2 separate regions of the Homo sapiens genome follow, and region 2 is linked to region 1. The links are chromatin contacts, found by Hi-C or POLR2A ChIA-PET in ENCODE. All regions are on one chromosome and are shown on one strand. The core of a region is the stretch at or near the end of the contact, and the rest is flanking DNA. Distances in the headings are between cores, read along the strand shown.

Region 1 (5,365 bases), core at 799-3,298:
TTTATCAATTGTAACAAACTCAAATGAACCATACTCATCCAAGGGGTTAATAATAAGGGAAACTAGTGGGGAGGAGGGATATGGCTATTGATACTTTCTTCTCAATTTTTGTTTGTTTGTTTTTTTTTTGAGATGGAGTCTTGCTCTATCGCCCAGGCTGGAGTGCAGTGGCATGATCTCGGCTCACTGCAACCTCTGCCTCCCGGGTTCAAGCAATTCTCCTGTCTCAGCCTCCCCAGTAGCTGGGACTACAGGCACCTGTCCCCACTCCCAGCTAGTTTTTGTATTTTTAGTAGAGACGGGGTTTAACCATATCGGTCAGGCTGGTCTCGAACTCCTGACCTCAGGTGATCCACCCGCCTCAGCCTCCCAAAGTGCTGGGATTACAGGCGTGAGCCACCACGCCCAGCATCTTCTCAATTTTTCATAAACCTAAAACTGCTCTTGAAAAATAGTCTATTAATTAAAATTAAAAAGTAAATCTCAGGCCAGGTGGCTTACAACTGAAATCCCAGCACTTTGGGAGGCTGAGGTGGACAGATCACTTGAGCACAAGAGTTCAAGACCAGCCTGGGCAATACAGTGAGACCCTGTCTCTACAAAAAAATGCAACAAACTAGCTGGGCGTGGTGGTGTGCACTTGTAGTCCCAGCTACTCAGGAGACTAAGGTGGGAAGATCACCAGAGCTCGGGAGATTGAGGCTGCAGTGAGCCATGACTTCACCACTGCACTCCAGCCTGGGTGACAAAGTGAGAAGCTGTCTCAAAAAAAAAAAAAAGGTACACCTAGCGTCTTCTCAGAGCCTCTGGATTGGGTACTTAGTGGCTGCTACCACCAAGTGAGACAGTGGGGACAGAGAAAGAGCAAAGTTTGAGGGAAGAGGATAGTAAAGGGAACATTGGGCCAGGTGTGGTGGCTCACACCTGTAATCCTAACACTTTGGGAGGCTGAGAGGGGGCGGATCACTTGAGGTCAGGAGCTCAGTTCAAGACCAGCCTGGCCAACATGGCGAAACTTCATCTCTACTAAAAATACAAAAATTAGGCAGGGCACGGTTGCTCACACCTATAATCCCAGCACTTTGAGAGGCCGAGGTGGGCAGATTGCCTGAGGTTAGTTCTCCCATCCTGGCCAACATGGTGAAACCCCATCTCTACTAAAAATACAAAAATTAGCCAGGCATGGTGGCAGGCGCCTGTAATCCCAGCTACTTGGGAGGCTAAGGCAGGAGAATCGCTTGAACCCAGGAGGTGGAGGTTGCTGTGAGCCGAGATCATACCATTGCACTCCAGCCTGGGTGACAGGAGTGAGACTCCACGTCAAAAAAAAAAAAAAAAAAAAAAAATTAGCCCAGCATGGTGGCGCATGCCTGCAATCCCAGCTACTCAGAAGGCTGAGGCACAAGAATCACTTGAACCTGGGAAGCAGAGATTGCAATGAGCCGAGATCCCGCCACTGCACTACAGCCTGGGCAACAGATTGAGACTTCATCTCAAAGGAGGTTTGGCCATGGTGAATCCAGGGAGTGTAAAGGACACATAGATAGATATATCTTCTAGACAGAGGACAGAAGAGTCAGAATTTGGGCTGCAAATACATGATGGGAGTCATCAACATATAAACCCATTGAACACCATATATGGATGAGAGTTTTCTCTTCAGCAGCTGTGAGGAGTTGGGATGACCACACGCAGTGCCTCCTTCCTTGTTCGTGAGCACTCAGTGCAGGGCAACTGACAGCAATTAGGACGGGGAGACACGAAGCCTCCCCCCGCCGCAGGAATTGCTACTGCAGATCTTCCCTTCTTGTGGAACACTGTGGTCTCTGTGGGTGAGGGAGATGCTCTGATTCATCGTCCACAGGGCTGTAGTATTTTGATGCTGTAGTCCAATAACTGTATTTTCTGTCCATATTAGGCCGAGAGTAGGGGCGTCCTCCAGGGTTGTATAAACCATCAGTAGCCAATTCATTTGCACCTGCTACATTATCCACTGATGACTTCAATCAGCTAAGGCAGCCAAGCAACAAGAGGCACTACGTGGGCAAAACGTTGAGTCATCCGCATATCTGCCCTCTGAACACACGAAAATATCCCCACTGTGCATCCTGAGTAACATTTGTGCCAGGTTCCCAGGCAAACTTCCTCCTGAGCTTCCTCCTCCACTCTTCCCTGCTCCAGGCACTGAGCCCTACCCACTCTCAGCCTCTCAGGCTTAAGGGCCGAATCATCCACTCTCAGAGCTTAAAGGAAAAAAAAGAGGAAGGAAGCAGTGAGACTTGATTTGTAACAGCCCTAACTATGGAGCTGGAAGATCTGGGTTCAGATGGCAGCCTGGGTTCCCTAGTTGCATAGTAGATCTCATCTTTCTGAGCTTACACTTCTTCAGCCGTAAAATGGAGATGATAATATTAACTGCTGCTGCTGATCTTTTGACAATTGAGATAATGTATTTTTCAAGGGCCTACCATATACTAAGAGCTAACATTTTTGAGTGTTTACATTTTATCGGATACTCTTCCAAACCATTTACACATTTGTTAACTCATTTCATCTTTATAACACCCTACGATAATCCCAAGGCACAATTATCTTTATTTTATAAGTGAAGAAACTAAGCCACAATGAAGTTAAGTAAATTGTTCAAGGCCCCAGAACTAGAAAGTGGTAGAACCACAATTTTCCGCCACTCAAAAGTGGGCTGACCCTCTTCGTATTTACATCAGGGGTTCTCAGAATGTGGTCTTCAGGCCAGCAGCAGCAGCAGCGGCAGCAGTAGAAACTTGTTAGAAATGATCTCAGGACCCACCCAGAGCTACAGACAGAAATTCCAGGGGCGGGCAATGGCAAACTGGGTTGACAAGCCCCCCAGTTGATTGTGATTTTCAGCCAAGTTTGATAACCTCTGGCCTACACTTTTCCTTCTACCTCCATGGCAGATGACAATTGAACAAATTAGACCCCTTTTCCTCCCAACACCCACTATGTATTAGGCACTTTGTGTGTTATTGTCATTTAATTCTCATAAGAAACTTTTTTTATTTTTATTTTTTATTGAGACATGGTCTCACTCTGTTGCCCAGGCTGGTCTCGAAACCCTGGGCTCAAGCAATCCTCTCCCCTTGGCCTCCCAAAGTGCTGGGATTACAGGTGTAAGCCACCATGCCCAACCAAGCAAGAAACTTTAGAGATTGGTTTTCTCACCCCCATTCTATAGATAGGAGACCTGGACAAGGGGAGGAAGGTGTGGGCCCTTGTACAGGCCATACAGCTAGTAATGTCCCACTCCAATGTCGCACTCCCCGGCTCCTACAACACAAGGCATTCCTCAATGCTGGCTGTGTCCTGTCATCCCCAGATCCCTGCCTCACTCCCTCACTCCATTCCCCAGCAGGGACCCTGGGCCTCTGCAGGCCTCGAACCACCGCTCCTGGCTATGAGGTCCGTCCTGGTTCTAGGGCTGTAACCCCAAGTCAGCTTTATCCAAGCTGCTCTGTGATCTTCTGTTCTAGGGCAAGCACTAGAGATGACTCCCATGACCAAGCCTTCACCCCATAGCCCCTCCGGCCCCAGGGGACCAATCTGGTGTCCCTTTAGTTTGGGCCATCTCATGAGTTCTCCAGCCCCTTAGTGCCTTGAGCTTGGTTTTTTGGGGTCAATCCCTTCAAGTTGTGGAGAAATGCCCCTGGGCCCCAGACCCCAGCAGGGTCCCCATGTCTCCTTCCCGACCATACATCCCTGCCAGTGTTAGGAATAACGCTCAAAATCCTAAGGAAATTGAACACTTGAACAAAGGATTCTTAGCAAAGAAATTTTACTTCTGCGCAGAGGGGTGCCTCCTTGGCCAGTCGCCATGAAAGCACACCTGTAGGAAGGGGCACAAGAGCCTTTATTCCTGATGCAAGTCCTGCCCCTATACCCTTTCCCTATTGGCCAGGGTCAGGTCGTACAATCTAAACTAATCCCGGTTGGCTAAACATTTGATTTTTTTAGATAAGGTGGGCACATAAAAGAAAGTGGAGGGGAAGGGGGAGGGGTGTCTGTAGTGAGCTAAAAAGTGAGTCCTCTTTCCAAATAAGGAAAGGAGTGTGAGCTGGTACTGATAACGCCTGGTACTGTGGCGTGCCTGGGCATCTAACAAAGGCAAAAAGGGGAAAAGGAGAAAAGGCAGGGGCGTGGGGGGTACTATGAATTAAAGAATAAAAGATTGATGAGATTATTTGAAGAGAAAGCTCATCATATCCCAAACCAGTTTCCTACTTCTGGTCACCCAGCCCCATCACTCTTCACAGTCAACACTTACTGTCACTTTTGCTACTCCCCAACCCCGACAGTGATTCCCACCTATTCTCTGACTCCCTTAGGACATTAGGTGCCTGAAACCCTGTCCCTGAGACCATCATTATCTCAAACCCCCCTCTGTCTTCTAGAAAGGATCCCTTTGCCCAAGAGTTAAGGCAGGTTTCCTCTGGGCCTCAGAAGATGCTGCCATGTCATGAGCTCAACCAGAGGCTTCACTGACTGGGGAAACAGACTGGAGGAGCACGCCTGCCTGCCTCTGGGAGCCCCCGGCCCACCCTGCAGGGCTTGAAGAGGTCTTTTCACCCAGGCCCTTCCCTTTCACCCACTGTGCTCCTGGCCTTGGTCCTCTCTGCAGTGGGACTTTAGCAGTGGCCCCCTTAGGAGCCTCCAACGTGATACTCACACATTCTTTGTGGATCCAGAGTCAAGGCTGGGTCTGGATACAGGAAGGTCAGGGCCTCCAGGATGTGTGCTGAAGCACTCTGTTAGGTGGCCTGAGGGCCAACCCAGAATGAAATTTATCAGGACCATCTTGCAGCTTTTAGCAGATATCGGGGTCATTGCCTACCACACTGTGGAAAGACAGGAGGGAGGCTCTTAAATTACCCCCTCTGATGTTCCTGGAGAGGGAGGTAAGGAAGGAACATGCTCTTTGCCCAAAGCCATGTGAGTTAGAACCCAGACTCTGTGGGTTCTAACTCTGAACACCCTGTCTCCACTAAGTCTTGTCTGGGAGCTGGAGCACCCAGGTGAAGCCAGGGCATTTCCAAGGGGGAAGCTTGGCTGCCTGCCCATGAACTTGGGCCTGTGGCTCCTGTAGCCTGGAGGCAGGGTGGGATGGGGAAGGGCACAGGCTCTGGGGGCACAGAGACTTGAGTTAGAAGCCTGATTTAGCCCTTTTCCTAGCTGTGGGAATTGGGCAAGCCATGCAATCCCCCAGGTCACCATTATGCCACCTGGATATAGGGGAGAAACATCTGTTTTATAACATTGTTTAGAGGACTCAAAATATTTCGTGTGTACAGTATTTCATGTGTGTACTGTGGCTCACACACTCACCTCC
Region 2 (5,336 bases), core at 992-3,491, 66 kb after region 1:
CAAAACTATTACCCGTGTTTCTTTTCAGTACGGTGGAATTACAGGGGCTTTCACTTTCTGCGTTATCTATCACTTTGATATTTAGCTTTTTCATAGGAACCATTGTACTGCTTTTGTCATAAAAAGCAATGCTTTTTTTTTTTTTTTTTTTGAGATGGAGTCTCACTCTGTTGCCCAGGCTGGAGTGCAGTGGCACAATCTTGGCTCACTGCAACCTCTACCTCCCGGGTTCACACCATTCTCCTGCCTCAGCCTCCCGAGTAGCTGGGACTACAGGCACCTGCCACCACGCCCGGCTAATTTTTTGTATTTTTAGTAGAGACGGGGTTTCACCATGTTAGCCAGGATGGTCTCGATCTCCTGACCTCATGATCCGCCTGCCTCAGCCTCCCAAAGTGCTGGGATTACAGGCATGAGCCACCGCGCCTGGCCCTAAAAGTAATGCATTTTTAAATGCTGGTATAAATATTTGCAGAATGCCAGTTGCCTATGCTTTTCAATGGACTTTCAAGGAAAATCTGTCATTTGGAGAAAGATTTTCAAATCATTGCAACCTCGGCACGATTCAGTGCCCTCTTCCTTATCTTTTCTGTTTTCAGAGCAGCTTCCTTAGCACTGGGGCTACCCTTCACTTTCCCAACTGGAAGGGTTTTTGACCTGATCAGCTCCTCTGTCCCTGCTATTGCCTGGGCACCTAAAGCACCTCCTGCCTTTCTCTCCACCTCCCCACCCCCCACGCCCAGGTGCTCTGGCAGGCATGTCACATCAGAGGCTCACATGTTTCTCCACCTTTCCCCAGTACAGAGAAGACATCTGCCTCCAGTTCGTAGGATGAATTACTCCCTTAATTAATTACTCCCTTAATCGATGATAACTTCCAGTGCAGGAGAGGGTGGAGGCTCTAAAACATGATTGTGCTAGAGAAACCTCATTGTTTTGTACCAGAAAGTGGTCACAACCCTGGCTGCCTCATATGTGATGTTGTGGAGACAGTAACAAGGAACACTTCAAAAAGAGAAACTTTCTGAAAATAAACCAAAAGTGGCCTATGTGCACAGGTACAAGTCCATGAGGCAGCCTCTCAGCTCTTTCATATTGTTTGTCCCAACACCGCTACTTTGCCCAGCCTGACGCACATAGGCATGGAGATGCTGAGCGTCAACACGGTGGAGTCATATCACGTGATCACAGATCCCAGCTTAGGTGCAGTCATTCGAGCCACTGAGCCTGCTGTTCTGTTTAGTGAACATATGCCCCAGGAGCCAGAAGCCAGCCATCTGCCTGAGTCAGCCCTGGCCCCAATATGTGTGAATATGAGTCTAGTGCTTAGTGATACACACTTCCACACAACATGGTCCCTAAATGTAAGACAATCACTCCATTGCATGTGCACCCAAAATCACAGCATCTGTTCCCAAGCTGATGGAAACGCCAATTTGTCAGAGTCTTCAACATGGTACCTTCTGAAGGAAGAGTCAAGGGTGAGTCTGATCATACGTGATCTTTCCTTGTTTGCTGAATTTAGAGAGTAACTCTGCTTAAAATGTTACTCCCTATATGTGTAGGTTGCAGACACCCCTGGATTCTTTGGGGGCAGTTCCCCAGGTCCTGCTACATTTGCTGTTGACATTCCCTTATTTTCTTTCCATCCAGCTCCAGACCCTTGTCCCCAGGTTTTGACCCCACCCAGACCTTTGCCTGGGACGGAAAGCTGCTTCATTTCAGGAGACACCTGAAGTACCTGGGTTGGTTCAGAGACTACCAGAAGTTTTTGGACTTCTTCTAGTCCTTTAATGGCCAAAAGGACTCAAGGGCCTGGCATGTAATGGAAAAGGCATCACCTCTCTCATGGAACGCAGCTGGAAGGACCAACCCCTTCATAGTTACAGGAATCTGAGCTATGAAGACACTAGCCAGGCAACAAGGCCCTGGGCTCAGACACAGATGAAGTTTCTCTGGAAGAGAAATCTGGCCTGTTACAGACCTGGGAAGTGCCAAGGCTTAGCTCCTGAGAAGGATTGCTGGTGCTGACAGCTGGGAGTCAGGACTCCAGGGCCACTTGTATGGAAGCTGGTGCCCGTGGTGCAGGAGGATGGGGGCTCTGGATTCTGCACCACCCCCCATAGACTGGCCCCTCAGAGGGCTCCTGTGGTGTCAGAGCCCTCTCACAAGCGCCTGCCGTGGTTATCAGCTGAAGCTGAGTGCTTGTGGAGTGTGGACAGAGGGCAGAGGGAGAGAAGCAGCCATGGGCTTCCTGCCAGGAAGCTCAGCAGCTCCGAGGAGACTGGAGAGTCATGGGACACAGTGCGTCCTCCCCAGAACAGCCTCCAGCCTGCCAGTTCAGAGCACACGCTTGGAGGCAGGAAGGCTGAGGTCCAACCCCATTCCTGCTATGGGCCAGCTGAGAGCTGTGGACAAGTCATTCGGCTTCTCTGAGCCGCAGTCTTCTCACCTGTAAAGCGGGGGTAATAATACCCTCCTCACAAGGTTGTTGCAAGGCTTTGTGGGGAAAAATACAAAGTGCACAGAGTTGTTCAGTAAGGCGTGGGCCTGCGGGGAAAGGCGGGGCCATGAGCTGGCCAGGGGAGGAAAGGACAGATGGGGACTCCAGATAATGAAAGCATCTTTGCATCCTCAATGATATAATCTGGGTTTGTTGTTGTTGTTGTTGTTTGAGACAGAGTCTCGCTCTGTCCCCCAGGCTGGAGTGCAGTGGTGCAATTTCAGCTCACTGCAACCTGTACTTCCCGGGTTCAAGTGATTCTCCTGCCTCAGCTTCCTGAGTAGCTGGGATTACAGGTGCCCGCCACCATGCCTGGCTAATTTTTCTGTTTTTAATAGAGACAGGGTTTCGCCATGTTGGCCAGGATGGCCTCGAGCTCCTGACCTCAGCTGATCCACCCTCCTCAGCCTCCCAAAGTGCTGCGATTACAGGCATGAGCCACCGCGCCCGGCCCATCTGGAGTTTTTTTGTTTGTTTGTTCCTCATAAAGGCTACGAGGAGAGGAAGGGGCCTAGAACACAGGATGGTGGAAGAGGGGCTCATGGGTGGAGGGGAGGAGAGCAGATGAGCAGGGACCCTCCCCCTTCCTCGGCAACCATGGGGTTTGCCACACATATATTTTTGATGTCCCATGTATCAGGTGGAGATGTCAACTTCTATGAACTGAAATAAACTGTTTCCCTATGTGTAAAATGAAGGGCACTTCAAGTCTGTCCAAGTACAACCAGGTGTCTCTAGATACCCCGAGCCTGAGAAATCACCCGTGTAGATGCACACAGGCATACACTCACACATATGCACAATCACATACACTCACATTTTGTTACCTGGGTTCAAATTAGACTAGCTGATAGTTGAGGATAGCCATGGGTTCCAAGCTTAGGCACATCTTTGCTGTGGCTGTTAGGCCTCACCCAGGTTGAGAGAAGGACTAAGACCCAGGTCTACTTGCTTGTCTGGTCTCTCTATATTATCCTAGTAGCAAGTTAGAGAATTGCGCCAGGGAGAATGCAGCAGAAAAGAGGAGGATATGGAATCATCCTAGGGCAAGCCAGGAGGCAGGGGTACAAGGGCCTTAGCTTTCCTGTACCCCCAGATACAGCCCAGAGTGAATAAAAAGCTGAACTCAGCCCAGGAAGGTCCTGGAAGACCTGCCAGTGCCTGAGTCACACAGTGATGCCTGGGCTGAAACCAGGGGGAGTCAGGGAGTAACATTTACAGGGTCTTCTCCCCATGGCTCTCTCAACCCAGGACCAAGCATGGTGGCTTCCTGAGAGTAGCAACACTGAATCATTGAGTTATTTATTCATTCACCCCACAACCACTTCTGATACAGACCTACACCCTGCTTTGGGGGAGCTCAAAGCTTATTTCCTGCTCCACACCCCCCACCCCCAATGCTTCCTGCGCCACTGACTTCCCAACAGGATAAAGGAAGCCTTCTCCTGGAATCTGAGTGTAATGTGGGCTGGATTCAGGTTAGCCAAATCCAGGGGAAGGCAGGGTTTGAAGCCTCTGGGTTTGGCATGTCCTGGCAAGCAGCGGAGTAAAGAAGATTCTCCTTTACCCTGTGCCCCGGTGCCTCATCTCCACTCTGTGCCTTCTCAAGCTGGTGGCAGGCTGAACCAAATGCCCCCACGTTGGTAAGTGTCACCCACACCCCCTAGCCACCATACCACAGGTCAGCTCCTGACAAACGTGCAGGTGTTAACCAACAGACACGCCACGAGGACACAGAGGGAGGCGACAGATTCTGGCCTGGGGATTCGAGGAAAGCTTCACAAAGGAGGAAGAGATGAACCAGGCCTGAGAGCTGGTTAGAATGTTGACAGAAGACTGAGGGAACATTGTCAGCAAAAGCTCAGAAGCAAGAACAAATGAAGGGGGAAGACAGGTCGCTATGTACCTCAAGTGACTCACCAACTCGGAACAAAACACTTCCCTTTACACGGTTGAAGGGACATGAGCTTTGGAATCCAAAAGATCTGGCCACTTACTAAACATGTGGCCTTAAGTAAATCACTTAACCCCTCTCTACTTCAATTTTCTTATCTGTGAAGTGAAAATATTTCTACCAATTGTACCCATCTCACAGGGCTGTCTGAACCGCAAATATATCATCACAAAAGCAACTAGCTAGTGGTTGCTTAGCATGTGGGAGACACTCGGGAAGTACTGGGTGTCTCCTTCTCTTCCTTCCTTCCTTCTTTGGGCCTCCATTTCCTCTTCCTTGAAATGACAGGAAGCTACTCTGCCCCCACCCCAATGCCATTTTGCTCTGGAGACCAGTGGATGACTGAGACATTCCAAATTCCTCAGATGCAAACAGCAGAAAGAAAAACAGACTGTGGACTAAGTTGGTATCAAATGTACACGTGATTTTCCCAAGACAAGGTGCCTTTAGGCTCTGTGCAAGAGTGAAGCTTCAGTGGAGAGCCAGGGATAGAGCTGAAGCTAACAGGGAGAGGAGAGAAGGGAGAGAAGAGAGGGCTAAGTTTTTTTTCATTTGCAGAGCTCACAGCTCAGCCAAATAACATCTTTAAATACTATTGACATGACAAAGCCAAAGTTCTTGGCTTAGGCTGCGATTTTTTCTGTTCTTTTTTTAAATCCAGATTTGAAGAATGTACCTTCTTTAGAACTATGTCTGCCAGTCCAGTCATTTCTGCCCATGACGGTCCAGCTCAGAGCTGAATCAGGTTTGCCAAGGTCAAGGAACAAGTTCCCTGGCTCCAGCAATGCACACTTAGGGAAAAGAAATTGGGTGCTACAGAAAGCCAGGCATGGACGATTCCTCCTCATGGAAAATGAGCCTCCTCAATGTCGCTTTCTG

Evidence for each region. A loop is a pair of places that touch in the nucleus more often than their neighbours do. ChIA-PET counts read pairs that join two places held with the same protein, here RNA polymerase II (POLR2A). Pooled maps may share reads with other maps.
Region 2: POLR2A ChIA-PET joins it to region 1 with 10 read pairs in AG04449. The contact joins two enhancer-like sites. A Hi-C loop is called at or near these places in 3 of 168 maps with a recorded cell type or tissue (IMR-90, esophagus muscularis mucosa and prostate gland) and 6 of 50 pooled maps. POLR2A ChIA-PET finds 5 or more read pairs at or near these places in 7 of 52 experiments (AG04449, AG04450, BJ and 4 more).

Annotation. Positions count from the first base shown.
Region 1 is chr2:30,291,588-30,296,952 of GRCh38, forward strand. It overlaps LOC102723594 (a long non-coding RNA gene), which reads right to left. Exons shown (of 3, transcript XR_427017.4): 2 at 4,706-4,874; 3 at 1,448-2,243. Among named protein-coding and RNA genes, the nearest start is that of LINC01936, 52 kb to the right of the region's middle. RefSeq lists enhancers at 1,959-2,018, 2,189-2,238 and a silencer at 2,732-2,902. Within about 2 kb of position 2,049, at least 5 of the 41 ENCODE cell types and tissues checked have a DNase peak (open chromatin) inside an H3K27ac peak, as active enhancers do; they include IMR-90, where a contact is called at or near this core.
Region 2 is chr2:30,357,815-30,363,150 of GRCh38, forward strand. No RefSeq gene overlaps it. Among named protein-coding and RNA genes, the nearest start is that of LINC01936, 14 kb to the left of the region's middle. Within about 2 kb of position 2,242, at least 18 of the 41 ENCODE cell types and tissues checked have a DNase peak (open chromatin) inside an H3K27ac peak, as active enhancers do; they include IMR-90, where a contact is called at or near this core.